2 separate regions of the Homo sapiens genome follow, and region 2 is linked to region 1. The links are chromatin contacts, found by POLR2A ChIA-PET in ENCODE. All regions are on one chromosome and are shown on one strand. Each heading gives the region's core, a stretch centred on a gene start or an enhancer-like site at or near the end of the contact. The rest is flanking DNA. Distances are from core to core; before and after follow the strand shown. Region 1 overlaps AKAP13 (A-kinase anchoring protein 13). Region 2 overlaps ABHD2 (abhydrolase domain containing 2, acylglycerol lipase).

Evidence for each region. ChIA-PET counts read pairs that join two places held with the same protein, here RNA polymerase II (POLR2A).
Region 2: POLR2A ChIA-PET joins it to region 1 with 11 read pairs in activated T-cell. The contact joins two enhancer-like sites. POLR2A ChIA-PET finds 5 or more read pairs at or near these places in 2 of 52 experiments (H1 and activated T-cell).

Annotation. Positions count from the first base shown.
Region 1 is chr15:85,606,018-85,609,703 of GRCh38, forward strand. All of the region lies in intron 8 of AKAP13 (A-kinase anchoring protein 13), which reads left to right. Among named protein-coding and RNA genes, the nearest start is that of LINC02883, 150 kb to the right of the region's middle. Within about 2 kb of position 2,039, at least 8 of the 41 ENCODE cell types and tissues checked have a DNase peak (open chromatin) inside an H3K27ac peak, as active enhancers do.
Region 2 is chr15:89,165,774-89,169,459 of GRCh38, forward strand. The region is part of intron 5 of ABHD2 (abhydrolase domain containing 2, acylglycerol lipase); the gene reads left to right. Among named protein-coding and RNA genes, the nearest start is that of RLBP1, 54 kb to the right of the region's middle. RefSeq lists enhancers at 1,493-2,692, 1,602-1,971. Within about 2 kb of position 2,043, at least 18 of the 41 ENCODE cell types and tissues checked have a DNase peak (open chromatin) inside an H3K27ac peak, as active enhancers do.

The DNA of each region.
Region 1 (3,686 bases), core at 789-3,288:
TATTTGTGGTTTATTTTACATTTTTAAATAAAGGAGCTTCTGAATCTAGATTTTCTGCACTGGTTTGATCTACTTTTTTTTTTTTTTTTTTTTTTTTTTGTTGAGATGTAGTCTTGCTCTGTCACCCAGGCTGGAGTGCAGTGGCATGATCTTGGCTCACTGCAACCTCCGCCTCTAGGGTTCAAACAATTCTCCTGCCTCAGCCTCCTGAGTTGTTGGGATTACAAGTACCCACCACCACGCCCAGCTGATTTTTGTATTTTTAGTAGAGAAGGGGTTTCACCATGTTGGCCAGGCTAGTCTTGAACACCTGACCTCAGGTGGTCCGCCCACCTCAGCCTCCCAAAGTGCTGGGATTACAGGCATGAGCCACAGTGCCCAGCCTAGGTTTGATTTACCCTTGAGCATAGGTTCCTTTACCTGAAAGATCCTTTTCAGATATGCATATTTATTTACACAGAAGCCATTTGTTGAATGCTAAGAAATCCAAAGAAACAGGAGATGTCTTGTTCCACGAGACTTGTACAACAGGCCCCTACTTAACTGTGATAATTGATGGATGAGTGCTAACACAGTTCTAATGGAGTCAGAGGCAAGATAGGCCAGTTTTTTGACTGAGGTGTTTGGTGGAGGCATCATGGGGGTGACTACAGTTGAAGAGATCTTAAAGACTTTTCCGGTTTTGCCTAGACTGGGAAGAACATCATGGCAGGGTCAAGGACATGGAGGCAGCCAGGTGTAAAATAATCTGAGAACAGTAAGTTGACTTGTGTGACTGAAGTAGAAGAATCTTGCAAGGAAAGGTGAGAGAAAAGGCCAGAGAAGTGGTCATGGTGCAAGGCTTCTTTCCCAGGATCACCTCTCAGAGCTAGATGCTCTTTACCCCAATGGGTCACACTAGTATTTCAGCCTTCTGGGTGGGGATTGTTTCGGGGACATTTTAAGTTCAATCCAAATTAGGCACTTGGGGATTGGCCAGGAAAAATCTATAAATATCTGTCGTTTCTTCTTTCCCTTTGCCTCAGATGAAGAGGCTTTTTTCTTTTTTTCTTTTTTTTTTTTTGAGACTTAACTCTTCCATCTGTGTTCCTAGTTCTATCTTGGCTTTTAAAGAAGTACTTCTTTGTAAAACAGCTTCAGATACTTAGTAGTTCCTTTATTCTTAGTTTTTGAGGTAGCTCCCTACCTTCTCCAGTTATCAGATAATCAGAAGACTTCACTTTTCCCTCTGCTTTCCTTTGTCATGGTACAAAATAGATCCAGAGGGGATATGGTAGTCTGATTGAAAGGAAAAGTGTTTTGTTCTTTCCATTCTGACTTGAGTCAGAATTTACCATAGTTACTTGGTTTTATTTTATATGCACCCTTGTAGGCTGACTTAAATACCTCCTTTTAAAAAATAAGACAAAAATGTAACATACATTAATTCATTTATTGCTCACACCTTTTTTTTTAACCATTTGCCTTTATTTTTATCCCCATTTTGTAGGTGAGAAACTGAGGAACAGAAAGGTTTTAAAACTTGCGTAAGGCAGCCTAGCTCCAGAGTTCATGCTTTTAACCACGATGCTAGCTTAATAGAGTCACTAAGCTACTCATTTGTCCCTTCATTTCCTTTGATGTTTCCTGTATGAGACATCTCTGCTAGTATGTATTTAAGTAAAGGAGCATTCTCCACTCTTTAAACATATTTTTGTGATAACCCTTCCAAAGCAAATGTTCACAGTGTAATCTAAGGTAAACAGTTACATTGTACTTTCTTAAAAATTTCCAGAACATTAAAATATGTGTTCTAGTTAAGTAAAATTCTCAAAATACAAGCTCCAGATAATAGTCTCTGAATGAACAGAAGCAAGTTTATTGCTTTGAATATGAGTGAATGCCAAAATTAACCTGGCAGTAGTGTTGACAAATAGGCTTTTTCATGAAGAACTTCTTTCTTTTCCCCTTTGCTTTGTTTTTTTGGACAATTGATAAAAAGAGCAAGTTGTACCTCTGCATTTTTTGGAGCGCATGACTGTACAATGGTGTATATTTGCCTGGAGGGATGAGGGAAGTCTTCCATGGGAAGCTGAGTCATTTTTTGGCTTGTCTGACTGTGTGACTGTGCTAGAGCTATTCTTTTTTTGAAGAGAAAAATAAGAAGTCAAGTAATTTCCTAAAGTAATACATTTTTATTTTATGTGGGATTCATATTTTCCTTGGGTTGTGGTTATTTTGAGCAGGAGTTTTTGTGTCTGGCCAGGAGTATTCTTCTAATACAGAAACTACTTCAGACAAAATTATTTTCTCTCCTTGTTTAATAACTAAATTTGGTCAGCCATTGGAAGTCTTAGGGTTGTGATTGTGGTGGTAAACGAAGACATTATTAGTTATTCATCTCACCTTGGATGTATCATACCATTTTTGGCACTCTGGAGAAATTTAAGAAATGGCTGTTGCCTTTAAGGCAATTATTATTTGCTTAGAATCAGACCAACATGCAGTAGCAATGAACAACACAGGGCAGGACACCATAGAGTCAGCAAGGCAGAGTCTAAGCCCCATAGTGGTTCAAAGGAGAGCGTTTTAAGGAGGGTTAGAGTAGGCAGAGAGAGCTGAATTGGGAAAGTAGAATTAAAGGATGGACTTTGACTAAGGTGGATAGGCGAGAGAGGGAATTCCAGAAACCATGATTGTTCTGAGAGCCGGGGGCCTTGAAGTAGGAAGAACCATATTCTGATTGTGGAACCTTGATACACAATTAGGCTTTATCTTGAAGAACAATAGAAAATGAGATTGGTTAAGGGTCATGGAGTAGTCTGAAATCCAGACAAGGGAGATTAGACTGGATGAAGCTAAAGACTTTTGTACTGCCTTTCTGAATGACAGCCTAAGTCATATCACTTCTTTGTTCAAACATCTTCACTGGCTCCCTATTGCCCCTGAATAGAGTCTTAAACTCTTTAGCATAACACATACACTTTTTTCATTTTTAATTGACACATAGTTGTACGTATTTATGGAGTACAGTGTGATATTTTGGTACATGTATACAATGTGTAATGATCAAATTAGGATAATTAGCATATCTGTCACCTCAAACGTTAATTATTTCTTAATGATGAAAACATTCAAAATCCTCTCTTCCCGCTAGTTTGAAATATACAATATATTATTGCTAACTATAGTCACCCTTCGGTGTGATGGAATACTACATTTGTTCCTCTTATGACTCTTTACCCATTGACCAACCTCTCCCCATTCTCTTCTCCCCATCCTTGTCCCAGCCTCTAGTAACCACTGTTGTACTCTTTATTTCTGTGAAATCAACTTATTTAGATTCCACATTATCAGTGAGATCTTATGGTGGTTGTCTTTCTGTGCTTGGTTTATTTCATTTAACGTAGTGTCCTCTAGGCTCATCCATCTTGCCATAAATAACAGGATTTCATTATTTTTTACAGCTGAATAATATTCTGTTGTGTATATGTACCACATTTTCTTTATCCATTCATCTGTCGATGGACACTTAACTTGGTTCTGTACCTTGGCTATTGCAAACAGTATACTAAACATGAGAGTGAATACTGATTTCCTGTCCTTTGGATATATACCCAGTAGTGGGATTCCTAGATCATACGGTGGTTTTCTTCTTGCATCATCTGTTTGTATAACCTATGCTGTTAATGCTTTTCCTACCTGAT
Region 2 (3,686 bases), core at 793-3,292, 3.6 Mb after region 1:
GTTGGCTTACTCTTTATTGACTTAATTGACCTTCTAAACTAAACAATGTTTGGAATGTGAGTGTTTTTGTCAGTGATTCTGTAGGGGCCCAGTGAATTCAGGCAGCATTCTGCTTCTTCTGTCTCTCTTTGGCCGAGTGCCTTATCCCAACAGTCCAGTATTCATGTTCAGAGCAAAGAAGAGGTAGATCAAATCCACTAGCCAAAGAATAAACTGAAAACCAGAATTTTCCAGCTTGTGCTTATTCTGGCCTCCATATCATACCTTCATATCTTGAAAGTTTTATCACCAGAAAATCAAGAGCCAAGTAACAAAGGATCTTATTAGTTTGATCTTGATTTAAAGAGAGAAAAAAATAGGATTAAAAACAATATCTTCTATGTCAAGTGAAAGGAATAAAAATAACCTGGCTCTGGCTCCCCAAAGGTAACGAGTCCCTTAGGATCATGAGCCTTCTAAGAACTTAGTACCCATCTCCCACCAAAACACCAAGCTGGGGCATTTGGCATTGAAAATGGCCTCGAATATTTAAATTGCTTTTTTCCTGTGAGTTTAAACAGGGAAGAAGTGGGCCCTTCCCTTATTTCTAAACTCTTGACTCTCGGGCATTAGACATCAAGCTGTGAGGAAGTACGTGAAATCACAGCATTGAATTCTCTTGCTGGGAGGAGGAAATCTTTAATGTCCAACTGGGTTTAATACAGGAACTTTTTTGTTTTTTAAACTATCTTTTGGATTAAGGCTGCAGTGAACCGTGATCATGCCACTGCACTCCAGCCTGGGTGACAGAGTGAGACCCTGTCTCAAAAACAAAACAAAAATTATCTCTTGGGCTGGGTACAGTGGCTCACACCTTTAATCACAGTGAGACCTCATTTCTACAAAAAATAAAAATAAATTAGCTGGGCATGGTGGCTCATGTCTGTAGTCCCGGCTACTCTAGAAGCGCTGTGCCCAGGAGTTCAAGGCTACACTGAGCTGTGATCATGCCACTGCACAGCCTGAGCTACAGAGTGAGACCCTATCTCTTAAAACAAACAAACATATATACAAACAATCTTTTGGAACCTCAAGGTAAGGTCAGAAAACTTGGTCTTGCTTAGAGGACGGGACTTCAGTCTTAGAAGGGAGGGAGACCCCATCTCCCTCCATCTAATTACACATTCCAATTGAGACACTTTTGAGAGTAAAAAGGGACTTTATTAATAACGTTATAATAATTCATAACTTTATTAATAACTGCATCAGAACAATACATTCCAGGACCCTCTTGGAGAGACTAGGATGTAGGGTTACCTACCTTTAGCATGCTGTAGAGATCACCCATGATCCAAGACATCTCACTGTAAGAGCTTCAGGCAGTGATTTTTAAGGAACTTCTATTTTGTTTTTACTGCTTAATATCTTACAATCTTCTATTAGATCATAAACATAGGTGTTTCGATAAGCTTCTCATATCTACCATTTTCATTGGTGTAGACTCAATTTTGAATTGTATTCATAGTTATGAATTGTGTTGCCTCTGCATTAAACAGTTGAGTTTTATAATGGCAGAAGGGCACAATGGGAAGGGAGGAGGAAGAGATGGGTGAAGGGAGAGAGAGAATGTGAAAGTGAAGGTAGTGAGTTTGCAGAACTCAGACATCGTAGTAAAACACCTGGCAAGATCGTCTGCTGAGAGCCAGGGGCCAGGAGCTTCAGGAAGTGTGTCAGGGAGTCATATCCAAAGCAGAACAGTGGCCAAGAGTGGTGAGTTCTGCACTTTCAGGATGATATCTGAATACTTAAACCTTTAGCCATAAGAGGGCAGTTTTAGGCATCCTATACCTGGGGAAACAAGGCTGAAAACACTCATTTTTTAAAATCCTTATTTCAGAGATAAGGGCAAGGCCAACTAATTTGATAGCACAAAGGGGCCTTAACTTTATTTCTACAGCTATTGTATTCCTGGATGACTCAGCTTTAAGATAGTTTCCCCTTGACTTTAAGAAATGACTCACATACTTTTACTATGGAAGTGACAGGGGCTGCTAGGCCCCTAACCGCCCACCTGTCAGCGAGCCATGTTAGCTTAACTGTATTTTTCTCTTAGGCTAAACTTAGTGGGAAAGATATTCAAGTACCTCTTTCATGTCCCCTGCTTACTCATGCTGGCGAGTACTGTGTGCCTTTATTCCAGACGATTCAAACTTCCTTCTTATCCACCTGACATTTTGTGGCATATCCACAGATGCCATGCATGGGCCTGGCATGGAACATACAGAGATGACTCAGAGTCTCCATCCACAAGGAACACCAAGTCTCGAGTCCCTGTATTTTAGCCTATTTAGTCATGCTAGTGTCATTTGGGGAAGTGGCTGTTGAAATAATAGCTTTCAGGCAGCCTTTGCCTTGTCCTTCTTTAGGTGTAGGGGCTTGAGAAAAAGGTGAGGGGTCTTTTCTGTTCCCAGCAAGTTGCCTTTCCAAAATGGCCGTGCAATACTCATCTGTCTAAGGCCCAGCTAGTGTTTCAGATTTCATCTTACTTTAAAAAGCGGCAGCAAGATTATATAGTTACCTAGTGCTAATCCCATAAGAATTAAATACATAGAGCCTCATTTAAAAACAGATTAATGTAGCTGTTAGTAATAACAGGCCAGGGAGAGGCCCCAGGCACTAAAGGTGTTTGGTAACTGACATCAGGGGAGGTCCCAGGAGGACCTTCCAGAAGGCTGATCCTGGAGCTGGGCACCATGTCTTTGCCCTTCCCTTGCATGGGAGAGGTGGCATCTCTTCACAGAACATCCAGCAGTCTGTCTGACATCAGGCAGGGTTGGCCCTTTATCCAGATCAGATGTGTTTGGATTTAATTAAATTGAGGCTCCCAAAGTGCCTACACAATTAGCTGTAATTGCTCCTCAGTAGTGTAGCAAATCTGAGTTTTGTAACTGTCCCAATGACATCTGAACATCTGCTCTAGGTCTCAAATAATTAGTCTCAAACCTGAGTAATGATAGATGGGTCTAAAAGGAATCAAAGCTGGGTGCAGTGGCTCACACCTGTAATCTCAGCACTTTGGGAAAGGAAGCCAAGGTGGGCAGACCTCTTGAGCTCAGAAGTTCGAGACCAGCCTGGGCAACATAGTGGAACCTCCCAGGCAAGTTCGCCCATCTCTACAAAAAATCAGAAATTAGCTGGGTTTGGTGGCATGTGCCTATAGTCCCAGCTACTCAAGAGGCTAAGGTGGAAGGACGTCTTGAGCTTGGGGAGGTCAAGGCTGCAGTGAGCCATGATCATGCCACTGTACTCCAGCCTAGGGAGACAGAGCGAGACCGTCTCAAAAAAATAAGAATAAAAATAATAAAAGGAATCAAATGGTTGGGGGGAGTAAGATGTTTAATAATTGAAGCATAAATCTCTGGAGTACTATTACCTAAGTAGATTTGTGATATAAGGCAAGGGGCTTGGGCTTTGGGGTTGACATGGTCCAAAGTCTAGCGTTGGACTTTGAGTAGACACGGTCATGAGTAGACATGGCCCTACTCATTATGTGAGGGTGGACAAGTCATTTCATGTCTTTAAATCTGCTTCCTTGTCTGTGTTTAAGTTCCTAGAAGAGAGGCTGAACACTGTACATCTGTTGTTTCATCCATTCATTTAGGTAACACTGATTGAGTGCCCACCAAGTATCTGGCCTCACAGATACA